2 separate regions of the Homo sapiens genome follow, and region 1 is linked to region 2. Evidence: read pairs that join two places in POLR2A ChIA-PET (ENCODE). Cell type or tissue: OCI-LY7. All regions are shown on one strand. Links, peaks and the distances in the headings refer to the core of each region. The heading gives the core; the rest is flanking DNA.

Region 1 (9,575 bases), core at 2,673-6,672, 89 kb before region 2:
GCCCCTCTCTGGTTTTCACGGCAACATGCCCTCAGGTTTATACCACTTTAAGAAAAGCAGGAAAAGAAAGAAAAGAAAAAGGCATAAGGACGTGGGTTACATGCAATTTTAGGACTGTACGATTGCTATTACTAAAGATACCACCGAAGAAAGTATGGGTTTTTCTTTCTTGGGAATTTTAGAGGTCTCGGTGGTCAGTTCTCCTACTTAAGGTATCCTTTGACTGAAAGGACTTCTAAAGGTTTTCTGTAATTTGTGGTTGCATGAAGGTCACCCCATTGTTACTTGTGGTTATGAAACAGTGACAATAGGGACTAAGAAGAGAAAGGGGCAGGTATAGAGAGTGTGTGGAATGCTACGGCAGCAGGGAGGGGTCTGGGCTGGGCAGCTGCTCCTGCCATTCCTGCTCTTCTGACAATATGATATCTGAGCACAGAGCGCTGGAGGAGGGAGGGCGGGAAAGGAAAGAGATGGCCCCCACATGCACAAAAGGACAGGTGGGCTCTGTACGTCTCACCCTCCACAGAGATAAGCTGGAGGCTGCGGCCTCATTTCTAACTGAATTCCGCTACTGTCTCCAGGGCCACTCCTTGGGAAGACCTAGTTAGAGCCATATAATGATATGATATGAGCCAATGTTTGTCAATCTCTGTGCTGCACATGATATGGCCATTGTCTTGTCATCATTTCTGTTTAACAGACGAGGAAACAGATGTCTCATGGTCTGTAGGTGGCAGAGGAAGGACTTGAACTGAGGTCCATCTGTACTCAAGCCCCAGCTGGTCTCCACCACGATGGTCTGGTTGTCTAGTGTTGAAGTCACCTACATGGGTACTAAACCCGGCTTCACCAATGAATACCCTGTAATCTTTTGTTGAGTTTCAGCTTCCTAATATTACAAATAATGAAGATTATAGTACCGACTTTGTGGGACTGCCATGAAGATTTAGTAAAATTACCCAATCTTGGCCAGAATGTTACGGCTTGAGTTGTGTGCCCCTCCAAAAGGTATGTTGATGTCTTAAGTCCTAGTGCCTTAGAATGTGACTGTATTTGGAAATAGGGTCTTTAAGGGGTCATTAAATTAAAATGAAGCCATGAGGGTGGGTCCAAATCCAGTGTGACTGATGTCCTTGCTAAAAGGGGAAATTTGGACACCGAAACCGACAGGCACATAAGGAAGATAAAGCAAAGACACACAGCAAGAAGGCGATGAGAAGTGAAGGATTGGAGAAATGCATCCACAAACCAAGGAGTGCCCGGGGCTCCCAGAAGCAGGAGAGAGGCAGGAGCAGGCCCTTCCCTCGCAGCTTCAGAGGGAGCATGGCTCACCCAGCACCTTGATGTCAGACTTCTGGCCTCCAGAGCGATGAGACAATACATTTCTGTTGTTTAAAGCTACACCTTTTGTGGTACTTTATTGCAGCAGCTCTGGGAAATTAATACAGCACACAATCCAATGTTCTTGTTCTTCCTTAGGCCATTCATTCAACTAATATTTTAAACCAAGTGCTGGGGATTTGTTCAGAGGTTCAGAGGTGAACAGATCCCGTTTCTGCTCTCAGGTGGCTCATGTCCTAGTTAGGGACACAGACACATCAACAAGCAATGATAGTGGAGTGTGGTTGGTGTCTTGCCATGGGCAAGGCAAGGCCAGGGTGCTTCAGGGGCTTCAAAGAGGGGCCCTTAAATTAGCGTGGGCATCAGAGAAGCACAGCTGCTTCGAGGGAGTGATATCCCAAAATGATGGAGTAGTCGTTTTATTTGGAAAAGAACACGCCTGTTATGGTGCAAGGGCGTTAATGACTTTTTGTTGTTATAATTGAACAAGGACAGTTCCAAGTATATATAAAAAATGACAGGAATAAGCAAGATTAGAAGGGAAGCCAATGTGTTTGTTTCACTTAGCAGTTCTGCCTCCAGAATCGCTTTTAGCTGAGATGTTTCCTGATTAAGGCTGGGGGATGGTTGGTAGTGACAAGTCGAGGTTGAGTAGGGTGGGGTCCTGATGAGATCAGGGAACATCTATCCACAGGAAAGACTGATGTCTTCTTAAGGCAGAATACTTAGCCCTCTTTCATCAACATGTGCCACATGGCAAGAAAAGATTCCAAAGCCCTTGCTGCTGGGTAAAGTTGTGTAGCTTGTGGACTGCACAAGGACCCCTGACCAAGGGGAGAGTGGGGACTGAAATCCAGCATATGCTCCCTTGCCCAGGCTGCGTGTCTTGGGATACCTCTTTGTTTTGCACAAACATACCATCTGCTTACTCAGTCATCTGCCACTGACTCAGGTTCCACCCAGAAAGGGCACCTTTTTCTAATTCATACAAGGTGCCATCTGTGCAAGAGGTAATTCCAAGCATGGTCTTTGGGTCTGGCTGCATGAGGCAGCATTTGTTTCTTTTGAAACAAAGGCCATTCTACCAGTTGGAAGTCTGCCAACGAGTCCCTGTTACACAATTAGAGCCTGGTTCTCTGGCAACCCTCATGTGTACTCCCACGGCATTAGCTAAATTACCACCACCCAGTTAACTTGCTAGCCTGCACTCGTACTCTATGGCTTTCAGCTTATGCACCTGAAGTCAAGACCATATGTGGTTTTTATGGAGCCAGAAAGTTAGGGATGCAATAAAGCTCTAAGTAACTGGCTAATAAATGTTAGTTATATGTTTCGTCTGGGTTGCTAGGACAATCCTCTACAAATTCTATTTTGTCGTATATTTAAACACTGAATACTTTGTACATTACTTTGAGCTTCCAGCTTCTTCTCCTTTAGTCTCCCCCCCTCCCCAGTTTGCTTTGGGAATGAGGTCAATGGATGTACTGTGGGGGTTCGGGGGTGTGCTCCAGTCCAGAATATGAACAGACAACAGGTTCTTACACTTATCGTCTGGAGGATCGCGAGCAATGCAGCCTGTCTGTTGTCTGGAGGATCGCGAGCAATGCAGCCTGTCTGTCTGAGAGCAGAGGGGAAAACAACAGTATAGGAATAGTGCAGGTGTTACAATAGTGCGCGTGGCCTTCCAGACGGCAGTGGGGGGAACAGAAGGAGCTGGGGTGGGGTGCTTGGTAAGGAAATGGGATCCCCATTCTGGGGTGGCTTCAAGGGAGGGAAAACCTGTTCACCAGGGAAATAGGAATTTCTTCTGTGTCAACAGTCTGTGGGTTCATATGAAGACATTTCAGCAATAATAACATAATTAAAAATCACTGACTTACAACCCTACATGCATGTTACAGAATCTTCAGTTTCTCCTCACTCCCTACCCTGCTTATTTCTGGAAGCCTCATGTCAGCTCAAGAACAGTTCTTTCCCGTTTCACCCTTTAGCTCCCTCTTCCTGGGGCTGCTGTCCAAGCCGCTTCAGGTACATGAAGACAGAGTCTCTCTGCTCTGGTGTGCACCGGGGTGGCAAGGGGCCTGGGTCTATGCCTTGCTGGCCTTCCGTCCTCTGTGTTCTGGGTCCCCTCAGGTTCATGGAACAAGCTATGCTGTGCCCTACCCTCCTGCCCTTATGCCACCTTGCCACCGGGACCCCATGAAATGCTGCAGGTGCCCTGGTATTTCTCCAAATCCCTTATAAAGTTAGCTCCTAGCTGTTGCTTCTCTCTGCAGGAGGCTCTGCCACAAAACCAAGGGGCTAGGGAGAGAGCTGGGACCCCAGGCCATTCCTCCCACTCTGCCTCCGCCCCCAGGAGCTTGTCCACAACATGTAGGCACCAGGACCTCCAGTGTCCCAGCCAACCTTCAAGGGCCAGCATGTTCCCTCCTTCTACCGTGAAGCCAAGCCACGTGTCCTCCCCGCCTCAAAGCCCCCCACAGTGCTTTGTTCTTGTCTTGTGCTGCTTACCATGGTTTCTCCATCACAGGAGATTTTTGGTACTCTTCTTCTTCCCTTTTCCTAAAAGATAAGCTGAGTTTGAATTGGGATTATACTATATATTATTTATTTTTTATATTTGATGTATTGTGCTTAATACAATGCTCAGCAAACCGTAGGTGCTGACTAAAGATTTACGAAGGGAAAGAAGAAAACAGTGAAAAAGCCAGATTATGCTTATGGCACATTCACCCAGGTGGGTTTGACAGTGAGTGACCAAAAGCTTTTGTGGAAGAGCATGAACAAATCATGAAACTGACTAGTATTCATGATCCCTTTTTGTTCTGTGCTGTCATCATTGAGTTAATGTAACTGTCATTAGCCTACCTTTGTTTTTAGCTCATTTGCTGCTTGAGTTAACACATTCTGCAAGCCTGCAACTAAAACCATGAAGTGTTTCTTTATTATATGGTGTCTTTCCAAACAGCCAAGCAACATTAGGTAGAAAGAGCCTGGATTTGGAGTGAGACAGAATTGAATCCTGGCTCACTGATGGAGCTCACAAGCCTGGGGAACCTTAGGCCAGTTCCTCAATTTCTCTAAACCCAGACTTCCTCTTCTATCACGTGGACCATTGTGTTACGCACCCACAGGCTGTTCTGGAGATGAAGTATTGAGATGCAGGCCGAGCACAATGCTGGCGCAGAGAGCCTGCACAAATCGTTGTTAGCTTTTACACAATTATTATTATCATGGTGGTTGTTCTGCCTTCTCAGATGTTATCTTTCTGCACTCACATATATTAATCTTTGTAGTTTATGTGGAAACCTTATTGCATCCCCTTGATTATGTCAATGATGTTCTCTGGCTCTTTCTTGAATTTTCTTCTACCACTTCTGAGTGAAGAAAAGGAAAGAAATGATATGATAAAGTCTTCGGTGGCAGGGATATTTTCTGTTTTTCCACCCTTGGGTGGGTTTCAGGGAAATCCAGAAAAATACCAGCTGGCAGAAGGTATCATTGTTTTTGGCTAAAGGAACATTGATACATACCCTTTTCCACAGAAGTGAGGAGACCAAACCACTGGAGGAAAGGAGGTGGTTTTGTGTCACATGTGAAAAGAAAGCTGGGCGCAAGGGGAGAAGAATATTTCAGGCCAGAGCATTTGAATGCAGCTGAAGGCTTCCGTTCCACACTAAGTAACTGAAGACATTTACAAACTAGATGAAAATAACTCTTTTATAAGCCCTATAGGACCCCTGCTTGCCTGATAAAATGATTGGAAAATTAGGTAGACTAACTTGTTTTGCTGATTGAGAAAAATACGGCCAATTCAAACCTGCAGTTGAACTGTTGAGATAATAAACTCCGCCATTCTAACGAGTCTGGGTTGTCATCAGGATGTGGCCCTTTCTGTTCTCGTGCTAGCTATTTTGGATTATCTTTCCTGAAGGCAGACGTAATTGTTACATTTGCAGATGTCACATTTAGTTATGCAGGCATTGGGTGTGTGTCTTTGTGTGCAGGAAACAAGTTTAATTAAAAAAATACACGTATTTTCTTTTTTTTTTTTTTTTTTGAGACAGAGTCTTGCTCTGTCACCCAGGCTGGAGTGCAATGGCATGATCTCCGCTCACTGCAACCTCTGCCTGCCTCCCGGGTTCAAGTGATTCCCCTGCCTCAGCCCCCTGAGTAGCTGGGATTACAGGCATGTGCCACCACGCCAGGCTGATTTTTGTATTTTTAGTAGAGACGGGGTTTTACCACGTTGGCCAGGCTGGTCTCGAACTCCTGACCTCAAGTGATCCGCCCACCTCGGCCTCCCAAAGTGCTGGGATTACAGGAGTGAACCACCACACCTGGCCCACATTTTCTTTCATAGGCCCTTTTGGCCTGGTTATATTGTTTCTGTTTGGGGGCCAGAAAGGTGTATCCAAATGTTTTCCTTAAATTCTTTTCAGAGTTCATGGCCCAGGGAACATGCCCCCATGCCAGGTCTAATAAAACTAGCTACACTTAGAAGAAATCAAGATGCCAAGGGACCATCTCAGGACCCAGAAGGGAATGTGGGCTTATGGGTGAGGGCTGGGCTTCTAGGATTGTTTGCTCTGATGATGTAGGAGGATGGGAGAGGTAAATTAGGAAAAGAGGCTTTAGCACTGCAAGTGAACACCCACCTTAACATAATAATGACTTATTTTTATTGAGTGACGTGCCAGGCCCTATTCTCAGCATTTTACATGCATTTTCTCATTAATTCTCACACTGTCTCTACAAGATAGGTACTATTATTATGGTCAGCACCTACAGATGAGGAAACTGGGGCTTAGACAATAAAAGTCACTTGCCCAGTGAACAGCTAGGAGAGAATTAGAACTTAAAACTGGCCTAATTCGAGACATGATCTGGACATGTCCTTTGGCCTAGTTTGAAACATGCCCTTCCTCTCCCTTTACCCCTTGGCAACTTCCCCAGTTTCCACTTAAGGATATGTGTGGTTCCAGTGGGAATAACTCTGATCCAGGTCTAGGGGTGGGGCATGTGACATAGGCTAAGCCAATCAGGGTAGGGTCAAAGTGATTGGTCAGGATGTTACTGAGCCAGCAATGGGCTCACTGCCTAATGTGCATTGTGGCCAATCCCACTGCACTGGCTTTTAAGAAAAGAAAAGGTTTACTGCAAGTCTACCAGCAAGGAGACAGGAGGAAACACTCCAACCTGTCTCTGCAAGTTGGAGTTTAGGACAGGTTTTATAAGCATGGGGTCATGAGGCATGATCTGATTGGATTTTGCAATGAGGTGATGCTGGGAGGCATAATCTGATTGGATCTTGCAATGAGGTGATGCTGGGAGGCATGATCTGATTGGATCTTGCAATGAGGTGATGCTGGGAGGCATGATCTGATTGGATCTTGCAATGAGGTGATGCTGGGAGGCATGATCTGATTGGATCCCGTCATGGGGTGATGCTGGAAACTGATATGATTGGATCCTGGATCCTGACATGCCGTGTTCACTTCTTAATTAAGTTCCCACTCCTCAGTCTTGCACTGAGGTCCCCCTGTGGTCGCATACTTGGTTCATCTGGGCATGCTCGGGTTACATAACCTTCAACCTGGAGTCCACGGCAACCGAAAAACAACTCACAACTTTATCATATAAGAGTTGAGCCAGATTGGTCTGCTGTGGTTACAAGGAGAGGTCATGTGACCCAAGCCATTCTAATCAGAATGAGTAACAGGGTTTTGGGATAAAGGTCTCTTTTGCCTTCTGTACTGTGGACAGTGTGGATGTGAGGTCTCCAGCTACTGAAATGATTTGCTATTGTGGGACAGACTGTCTGAGGGTAAAGGCAATATTCCAGGAGACCCGAGGTGGAAGAACTGTGGAGAAATGGAGGTGAAGAGCCGATGATGAATGAACCTCAGCAGCAAACGCTGGCTGACACCTAAACCACCCTGGGACTCAGTAGTCATGGGAGACAACCTAGTCCCCTATGCATAAGCCAGATTCAATTGAGTTCTCTGTTCCTCATAGCCAAAACGTTCTAAGAGATGCGATCACACTGTCCTGAGGGGCTTTATCAGCATTCTGCCTAGACTCTAGCCTGACAAAGCTTCCCTTGGGCACTGGAATGTTCCTCAAAAATATTTTTTAAAACGTTCTATACGTAACGATGGAAATTGCCCTCAAAATATAAAGAAGGGCTGGTGGGCACTCCAATGTCTGAAGCTGGCTGATTTTCATAATAATTCCTTAATTGTGGCAGCACTGCATCATCCTGAACCAAGCTGTTTTTTTTTTTTTTTTCTTCAGAAGAGTTTATTGAGGACACATTTTTGGAGTTGTTGATAGTGATTTTTGAAACAGTAGCAATTCTCTTTACAGGAGAAGTCAATTTAGTTTGATAGATTGTCTGGGCACTTTGACCCCACCCCAGCCAGTAACCACACAATGGCTAGCCTGAGAGGGCTCGGCTTGGGGTCACCCACCTCCCCTGACAACCCTGCTTCCTGGGCTGGCCCTTTCAAAGTCATCTTAGTTACTACATCCTGCCAGAGTGTTAAATAATGACAGACTCTAGCGTTTCTCCTAGCAGGGCTGTTCGTATTCCAAGAGGAGACTCCTGAACATTGAAATATGTTTTCAACTTGCTGGAATAAAACTAATGGTGAAATTTAAGGCCCATGACAGGACACTAAGAAAAGACATATTCTGGGACAAAGAAACATTTTTTTTTCTCTCAAATCATGTCCTTAGTGAAACGGCTGTGTACTTGTATATTCAGCTATGACTAGGATAGTCTCCATATATGGAAATTCCAGTTTAACACAAACCTATAGCATCTGAAACTTTCTCTCTCCCTCCCTCTCTCTCTCACGCACACGCACCCACACAGTCAATTTAAAGAAGAGGGCAAAGGGATTGGGAAGGGACTGGCTGAGTTCCACCTGTGTCTTTGGAAGGCTGTGACAGCTGTCTTGTACTGTTAGAACATGTGCGTACACAGAGTCTAGCCAGGGACTTTACTACTTGTGGTGATGGTTACTGAAAAGGGAGAGAGGTGAATGTCTCAAGCTAGAGGGAATGGCCAGGGGCAGGAATCATTTGCTATTCTTGTGCGTAACACCGTCACCCCCATGTACGTTCAGAGGTTTGCTCCTGAGCCTAGTATGACCACGCACGTCTTTTCCCTCGAGCATTATGGGCCTAGGCAAGGACGCTGCTGCAATTTTGCCTGCTCATAACCCAGAAAACCTCAGATGCTGGTTTTAAAGTTTGACAGGCATTTTTGACCTGCTATTCTAGGTGGTTTACTGATGTATAAACAGTGATTAATAGCAACTACTGTTTTTTAAACTATGGAATTTTTTTCTCTTTTAATCTCTAATATAGTGGCATTTTTATGAATGATAGTGTCAACTCACCCACCTTACTCCAGCCCCTTAGCAGGAGCAAGAGGGCCAGCAGGGACACTGGAAGGACAGGGGCGTCGGATGGTGAAGGGGCTATGCAGCCCACCATGCGATCAGTGCATCCCAGGAGAGAAGACGGGGCCGCAGAAATGGCTCTGGAAGTAGCATGGGCAACATGCTCATTTACGGAGAGCATCGTAGAAGACAACTTAAGAACACAGCACCTGATACACATTAAGTGTTCAGGAGTTATTCCTTGCATTCATTAATGAATGCAGTAATGAACGCCAGCATATGCTGAGGTCAAGTGTAATCATGCTTTGAGGGATGAAGGTGAAATGAATGTTTGGATAAGCGAGAGTATGATGTCCCTATTCGTGAGGTTGCATCAGCTTCTCGGCCCTCATGGTCCAAGGGTGGGGGCCTGCCCAGGAGAAGCAATGGCACATTTTCCCAGTGTTCTAATTTTAGCCAGGCTGTCACCCTCCTGAATTTCTTGGAACTGCTTATGCTGCACCAGCATCCGGCACTGTATCTGGAGGAAATGACTTTTTAACTACAGCATTGTAGTAAGATTCTTTGAACAAACCACAATGAACAATGGTGGCCAGCTTTCTTTATTCTTGGTAACTGTGAGGAAGCACTCCTAAAAAGTTGAAAAGCAGGTGAGTCTGGTGGGAGGCGACCAATTAGAGAAAAAGGATGGACCCTCAAGACTGCTTAAGGACTGCCAAGAGGCTCCTTAGAAACAGATACATTCGGGGACTTCATTACATCTGTGGAGTCTGGGGATGTCTGGTCCTGGGACTAAAATTAGCAGCTGCACTCTTTGGGGGC
Region 2 (6,264 bases), core at 1-4,000:
TCAATTTCATTTACAACAGCATCAAAAATAATACAATACTTAGGAATAACTTTAACCAAGGAGACAAAAGCCTTATACACTGAAAAGTACATAATATTTTCAGAAGAAAATTAAAGAAGACATAAATAAATGGAAAGACATCTGTGTTCTTGGACTGAAAGACTTAATATTGTTAAAATGTTAATACTACCAAAAGCAATCTACAAATTCAGTGCAATCCCTATCAAAATCCTAATGACATATTTTGCAAAAATAGAGAACTCATCCTAAAAGTTATATGAAATCTCAAGAGACCCCCAAAATCCAAAACAATCTTGAAGAAAAAGAACAAATTTGAATGACTCACGCTGCCTGATTTCAAAACTTACAACAAAGCTACCGTAATCAAAATATGTGTTATTGGCATAAAGATAGACATATAGACCAATTAAACAGAAGAGAGAACCCAGAAATAAACACTCAAATACATGGTGAATTTCAACAGGAGTGCTGCTAAGACCACTCAATGGGGAAAGACAGTTGTTTTAGTTTTTGTTTTGTTTTGTATTTTTTTTTAAGCAAATGATGCTGGGAAAACTGGATACTCGTATGCAAAAGAATGAAGCTGGACCCTTACCTTATACATATACAAAAATTAACTCAAAGTGGATTGAAGACCCAAATTTAAGATCTAAAATGATAAAAACTTAGAAGAAAACATAGGGAGAAATCTTCATGACATTGCATTTGCAATGATTTCTTGGAAATGATACCAAAAGCATAGGCAAGAAAAGAAAAAAATAGACAAATTGGACTTCATAAAAATTAAAACTTTTGTGCATCAAAGGACCCTATCAACAAAGTGAAGAGACAACTCACAGAATGGGATAAAATATTTACAAGTCATATGTCTCATAGGGGATTTATATCCAGAATATATTAAAAAAAAAACCCTTACAACTCAAAAACAAAACAAATAATCCAACTCAAAAACAGGCAAAAGTGTGAATAGGTAGAAAGAAGATCTATAACACATGAAAAGATGCTCTGCATCATTAGTCATTAGGGAGATGTAGATTAAAGCTATGATGAGATACTACTTTACATCCATTAGGATGGCTAATTTTAAAAAACTGGAAAATAAGTGTTGACAAGGATGTGGATGTGAATTCTCTCAAATGCTGGTAGAGATATAAAAGGTGCAGCCATTGTAGAGAACAGTTTGGTGGTCCCCCAAAAAGTTAAACATAGAATTACCGTATGATTCAGCCATTTCACTGCTAGGTGTATACCCAAATGAATTGAAAGCAAGGACTTAAACTGATACTTGTGCACTGATGCTTATAACATTATTCACAGTAGCCAAAAGGTGAGAAAGAAGCCAAATATCTATCAACAGATGAATGGATAAACAAAATGTGGTATATACATACAATTAAAAATTACTTAGCCTTAAGCAGGAGTGAAATTATGATATACTACAACATGGATGAACCTTGAAAACATTACATTCAGTGAAACAAGCTAGACACAAAAGGACAAACATCGTATGATTCTACTTATATGAGGCACTTAGAATAAACAAATTCATAGAGACAGGATGGTGGTTACCAGGAACTTGGGGGAGGGGAAAATGGGAAATTATTGTTTAATGGTTACCGAGTTTCTGTTTGGGGTGATAATAAAATTCTGGAAATGATGGAGATGGTTGCCCAACACTGTGAAGGTACTTAATGCCACTAAATTTTACACTTAAAAATTGTTAAAATGGTTTCTAAAAATGAGGCTAAACTAGGATTGCTAACTTTTTATTTTGTAACAAATGCCATTAGAAAAGAAATTCCATCTACTATTGCTATAATTGTTTTAAAAGAAAGGATAGTTTAACACCAAAAAAAGGTGATGAAAGATACAATCTTAAACTAAAGGAGTGTTCTTCACAATCAGGACAGTTCATAACCTCACACTGACGTTTATATTATTATTGTTTGTTTGTTTTGTCTGAGTCTGGTAAAAATGTTTCATGTATCTGTGGGCAAGCATTTCAGAACTACTTGGAGCCGAGCCCAGGATACCAGGGACATTTTATAGTGGCAGAGAGCCCTGAGAGATTGTATACAACACAGTCTAGATTCTTTATATGATCCCTGAGATACATACTATACATTGTATGTTGAAAATTTTACTTGTAATATTCATAACAGCCCAATATTCTGAGATATGCAGGGAAGGAGTGCTCTAGTAGCATACTTCTATAACATTTGTATCTTTTAAAATAATAACCATACAGCACTTGTGCAATTTATGAAGAAAATTTAAAAATGGTGTTGAATTAGTTGGAGCAGGTAGAGATTCTTTCTTTCCTTCCTTCCTTCCTTCCTTCCTTCCTTCCTTCCTTCCTTTCTTCTTTCTCTTGCTTGCTTGCTTTTTGAGACGGAGTCTTGCTCTGTCATCAGGCTGGAGTAGAGTGGCATGATCTCAGCTCACTGCAACCTCCGCCTCCCAGTTCAAGCAACTCTCCTGCCTCAGCCTCCCGAGTAGCTGGGACTACAGGTGTGCACCACCACACCCAGCTAATTTTTGTATTTTTAGTAGAGATGGGGTTTCACCATGTTGGCCAGGATGGTCTGGCTCTCTTGACCTTGTGATCCACCTGCTTTGGCCTCTGAAAGGTTTCTTTCATTTTTAATGTCATTTTCTCAAACCTTAAAAAATACCTGCAGGATCTTCAAAGTCAGCCTGCTGGTGTAGTATCACCATTATTGTTTTTCCTTAATTTTTACTCCATGACAAGAGAAAATTTGAAAGTGATCAGCTTTTTTGATTTTTGCAAAAGGGAGCTGTTTTTCTGCTGTGGTGAGTTGTCTTTGACAGATTAATATAACATGTTAAAACTGATATGTCAGGAAATATTTAAACAAATTAACATGTCTATTAAAATGTAAATTGTGGACATACATAAATATTTACTCCTTTATTGAACAGGACAAGCACATCTCCCCTGACCATACCTAAATGTTTGAATTTTCTCCAAGGACAAAGCTGGAGACAGTTGGCAAAAATGGAGGGCATATACATGAAGGAATTACTGTGTTTTATTGGCTTAACCTCAGGTGTGCCGGTGGCTTAGCCCTTTGGAGTGAATGGCAGAGCCGAACCCTTTCTAGGAGTGCAGATATGAGGTCATCAAATTTCTGATGGCTGTGAATCATATCTGCTAGACTTTCTCTCCTTAGAGATGAGGAAAGCCTGTTTGTATTGAATATTTTTTTTTCCAGGTCAGCTGCAGCAAGGAAAAAGAGAGGAAATTAACTGCTTTCTACAAACTTTTTGCAATAGCCTTCATATCTAAGACTAAAGACTCCACTTGATTCAAACTGGGAACAGATTTTAAAATGTCAGGGACAGCTGGGGAGTGATTCTTTCAAAGTCCCAGGGCTCAAAATACTTGTCAGGCTAAGAGAACAAGGAGAAAGAGGCAGTACTCCAGCTGTTCAAATAGAAACTGTTGCCTCCAAAAGATTCCCTTTAAAACAAGCCATTCCTCCTCTTGCTCCCCAGCCTGCTCTCTGGTAGACCTCTTCGAGTTCCACTCAACGTTAGCTTCCATCCTGCAAACTTATAAGCTGTTCTTGACTCTGTCTCATTCCTCACATCCTCAGTGTGGCGTGTGGAAAGAAGAGGAACCAGAAAAGAATGTTTGTGAAGTTCTGGCTTGAATCTCGTGCCGGGAGGTGAGTCTGCACACAGCCCCCGATCCTTCTAAATGCACGAGGATGACGACTTCTATTTTCCCAGGGATGTCTGAGCTTCCAGCGAAGCAGTCTATGAAAAAGCATCTGTTGCGAAGTAGGCATTCAGTACATGTAAAAAACAAATGCACACACAAACCAACGCTTCCCTTATTGCATCATTTCTCAGTTCCATCCCTCCTTTGCATTCTTACCGCCTCTCCAGCCCTGGCCTGTGCAACCTTGAGACTGAGTTATGGAATAGCCTTTGGTCCTGTCCTGCCTGGAGTCTCTCTTTCCAAGCCCTTCTCTGGGTCACGGGGACAAAGTGCTCTGACCCCCACCTGACACACTGGTCTTTCTATGCACAGAACCCTGTGCATGTTCTTTTCTACTTTTAGGTTGGCGGTCAAAGTCCTTGGTCTGGAATTGGCTTTCAGAGTTAATTTTCCCAAAGTTGGTCTTCACACCTTGCTCCTTGGGCCTCCTTGTTTACAGGGAGGATAAAGGTTTGCCTTCTCTTCCCTTTATAAGCAAGTCACGGGGCTCCCACCTCCACCTTTGTCCATGCAGTTCTTCCTTGACTTCTTTGCCTTTCCTCTGCTTCACAGCTACTTTCCGTGGACTTTTCCCAACTACACCCTGGAGGGTCTGTCTTCTCTTACCTCCATTGCACCAGCAGAATGGCTTGGAATTTATCAGAGGTCACACTCTGTTTTGTATAAGTTCTGGGCCCTTGTCTGGTTTAGAGCTCCTTGAGGGATTGGCATATACAGCTTTAGACCTTCAGAACCTAGCATTGCTTCAGAGGGGCCATAAATACAGGTTAATGAGGAGGAACAGAATAGGATAGGTATTCCCCTGACCCGCCCAGGGACCTCCCCTGATGCTCGTAGCCCTGTCTTGGATAATTGTTCACTGCTATTGGAACATAGGCTTTACTGTTCATTTATTCTTTAACATGTTTTTATTAAGCACCTACTGTGTATTAGGCACTGTGGTAGGCACTGGCAATGCAATAGTGAAGAAAGCATTTCCTAAGTCCTTTTTGCTTATAGAAGCTTCATTTCAAAATTACTTGCAGAAGGGTAGGGGTGAGTCCAGGTTTTGTGGAGCCTAGCACGTTTATAATTGATGGGCCCCCTTGGGAAAAAATATAAAATTTCAAATACAAATGAATATTTTGATTCAATGTTTAAAATGATAAAAGAAATAAAACATTATTAAATATTATTAAATTTATTAAATTTAAAACACTGACCAGTACCACAAACATTGAAAAATACACGAAAAAGCATTTCAGCTAGTTTTCTATGTAGTTTTCCTAAGTACTTGTTTCTCTTAGACATTTTTGACTTCCCTCTCTTCAGATGAAAGTTTTGTAATATTTTCCTAGAAAGAAGCTAGGAAGATAATTAAGTCTTCCCTCTAGCATTGTTGATTGAATTTGTTATTATTGCTGATAGTTTACAACAAATGAATTTTTAGTTCCCCAATTAGTTATGGGTAAATTTTCAGGATTAATGTCAAATTTGGGCAAATGTCTACTGAGTTTCCCTTATACAGTAATTATAAGATTCAAGGGCTTTCCAACTTTTCTCCTATACTAATCTCTAAAAAAAAATCTTCAAGTTGGAGCCGAAAACCGAATACCACATGTTCTTACTTGTAAGTGGGAGCTAAACACAAGGTGCCGTGGACATGAAGATGAAAGCAATAGACACTGGGGACTCCTAGAGTGGGGAGAGGGGGAGAGGGACAGGGCTGAAAAACTACCTCATGGGTGCTATGCTCCCTGGGTGGTGGAGTTATTTACACAATAGACCCATGTCACAAACCTGCACGTGTGCAGCCCCTGAATCTAAAATCAAAGTTGAAATTATTTTTAAAATAATTCATTCTCTTAACAAAAAGGGGAAAAAAGAAGATGGTTTGTTTATAATTGTTTTAGTTGAATCACCAACAATATTTCTAATAGGAGAGAACTTCCATTTTGCCTAGGTGCCTGTAAGGACTGAAACTTCCACTTGCAATGATACAAGCCTGCTGATTGGAAACATTCCCCACAGATTCCATTCCAAACCTTGTTTCTCCCCACCCCACCCACTGGTCTCTGAGGGTTGGTGCTATGGAGAGACTCTAAGGCATGAGCTGTCTGGTCAGTGTTGGTGCGTCAGCAGAATGGGTGGTAGGACCATCCCAGAAGCAACTCCTGCACCAGAACCCCCAGCATTGATGCTACATAAGTGACTGGGGATCACAAACATATACCCCTCTTGACCAATCGAATGGATGCCCAATACCAATCTCCCTTTAGCATCATCCTCAAAATGCCCTCAGCCACTCCACACCACCAGATAGGTCCTGGAAAGGGGCCATGGGAGTGAGGGCTGGCCAGTCGACGTCATCCACTTCATAGTAAGTCTGCCTGTGGCAAAGGAAAGAAGTCGGCTCTGGGCTTATTGCCATGGACTGTGGAGGGACTGGAGTCCTTCAGAATGGTGCTCCCCAGAGTGAGAGCCATGGACCAGCAGTGTCAGAGTCACCTGGAGCT

The links. ChIA-PET counts read pairs that join two places held together with the same protein. Peaks named below come from ENCODE experiments on the same cell type or tissue, not always from the same donor. Only the 100,000 strongest peaks of a DNase experiment are listed, where the experiment ranks them.
Region 1: POLR2A ChIA-PET joins it to region 2 with 15 read pairs; 8 of 35 experiments call an interaction of 5 or more read pairs at or near these places.

Annotation. Positions count from the first base shown.
Region 1 is chr6:6,654,747-6,664,321 of GRCh38, reverse strand. It overlaps LY86 (lymphocyte antigen 86), which reads right to left. Exons shown (of 5, transcript NM_004271.4): 5 at 9,340-9,575. Among named protein-coding and RNA genes, the nearest start is that of LY86-AS1, 37 kb to the right of the region's middle. In OCI-LY7, for the core only: no CTCF peak of the experiment used is centred there; a DNase peak (open chromatin) is centred at 4,451.
Region 2 is chr6:6,566,867-6,573,130 of GRCh38, reverse strand. LY86-AS1 (LY86 antisense RNA 1) reads left to right here. Exons shown (of 8, transcript NR_026970.1): 2 at 3,642-3,713. Among named protein-coding and RNA genes, the nearest start is that of LY86, 19 kb to the left of the region's middle. In OCI-LY7, for the core only: no CTCF peak of the experiment used is centred there; no DNase peak of the experiment used is centred there.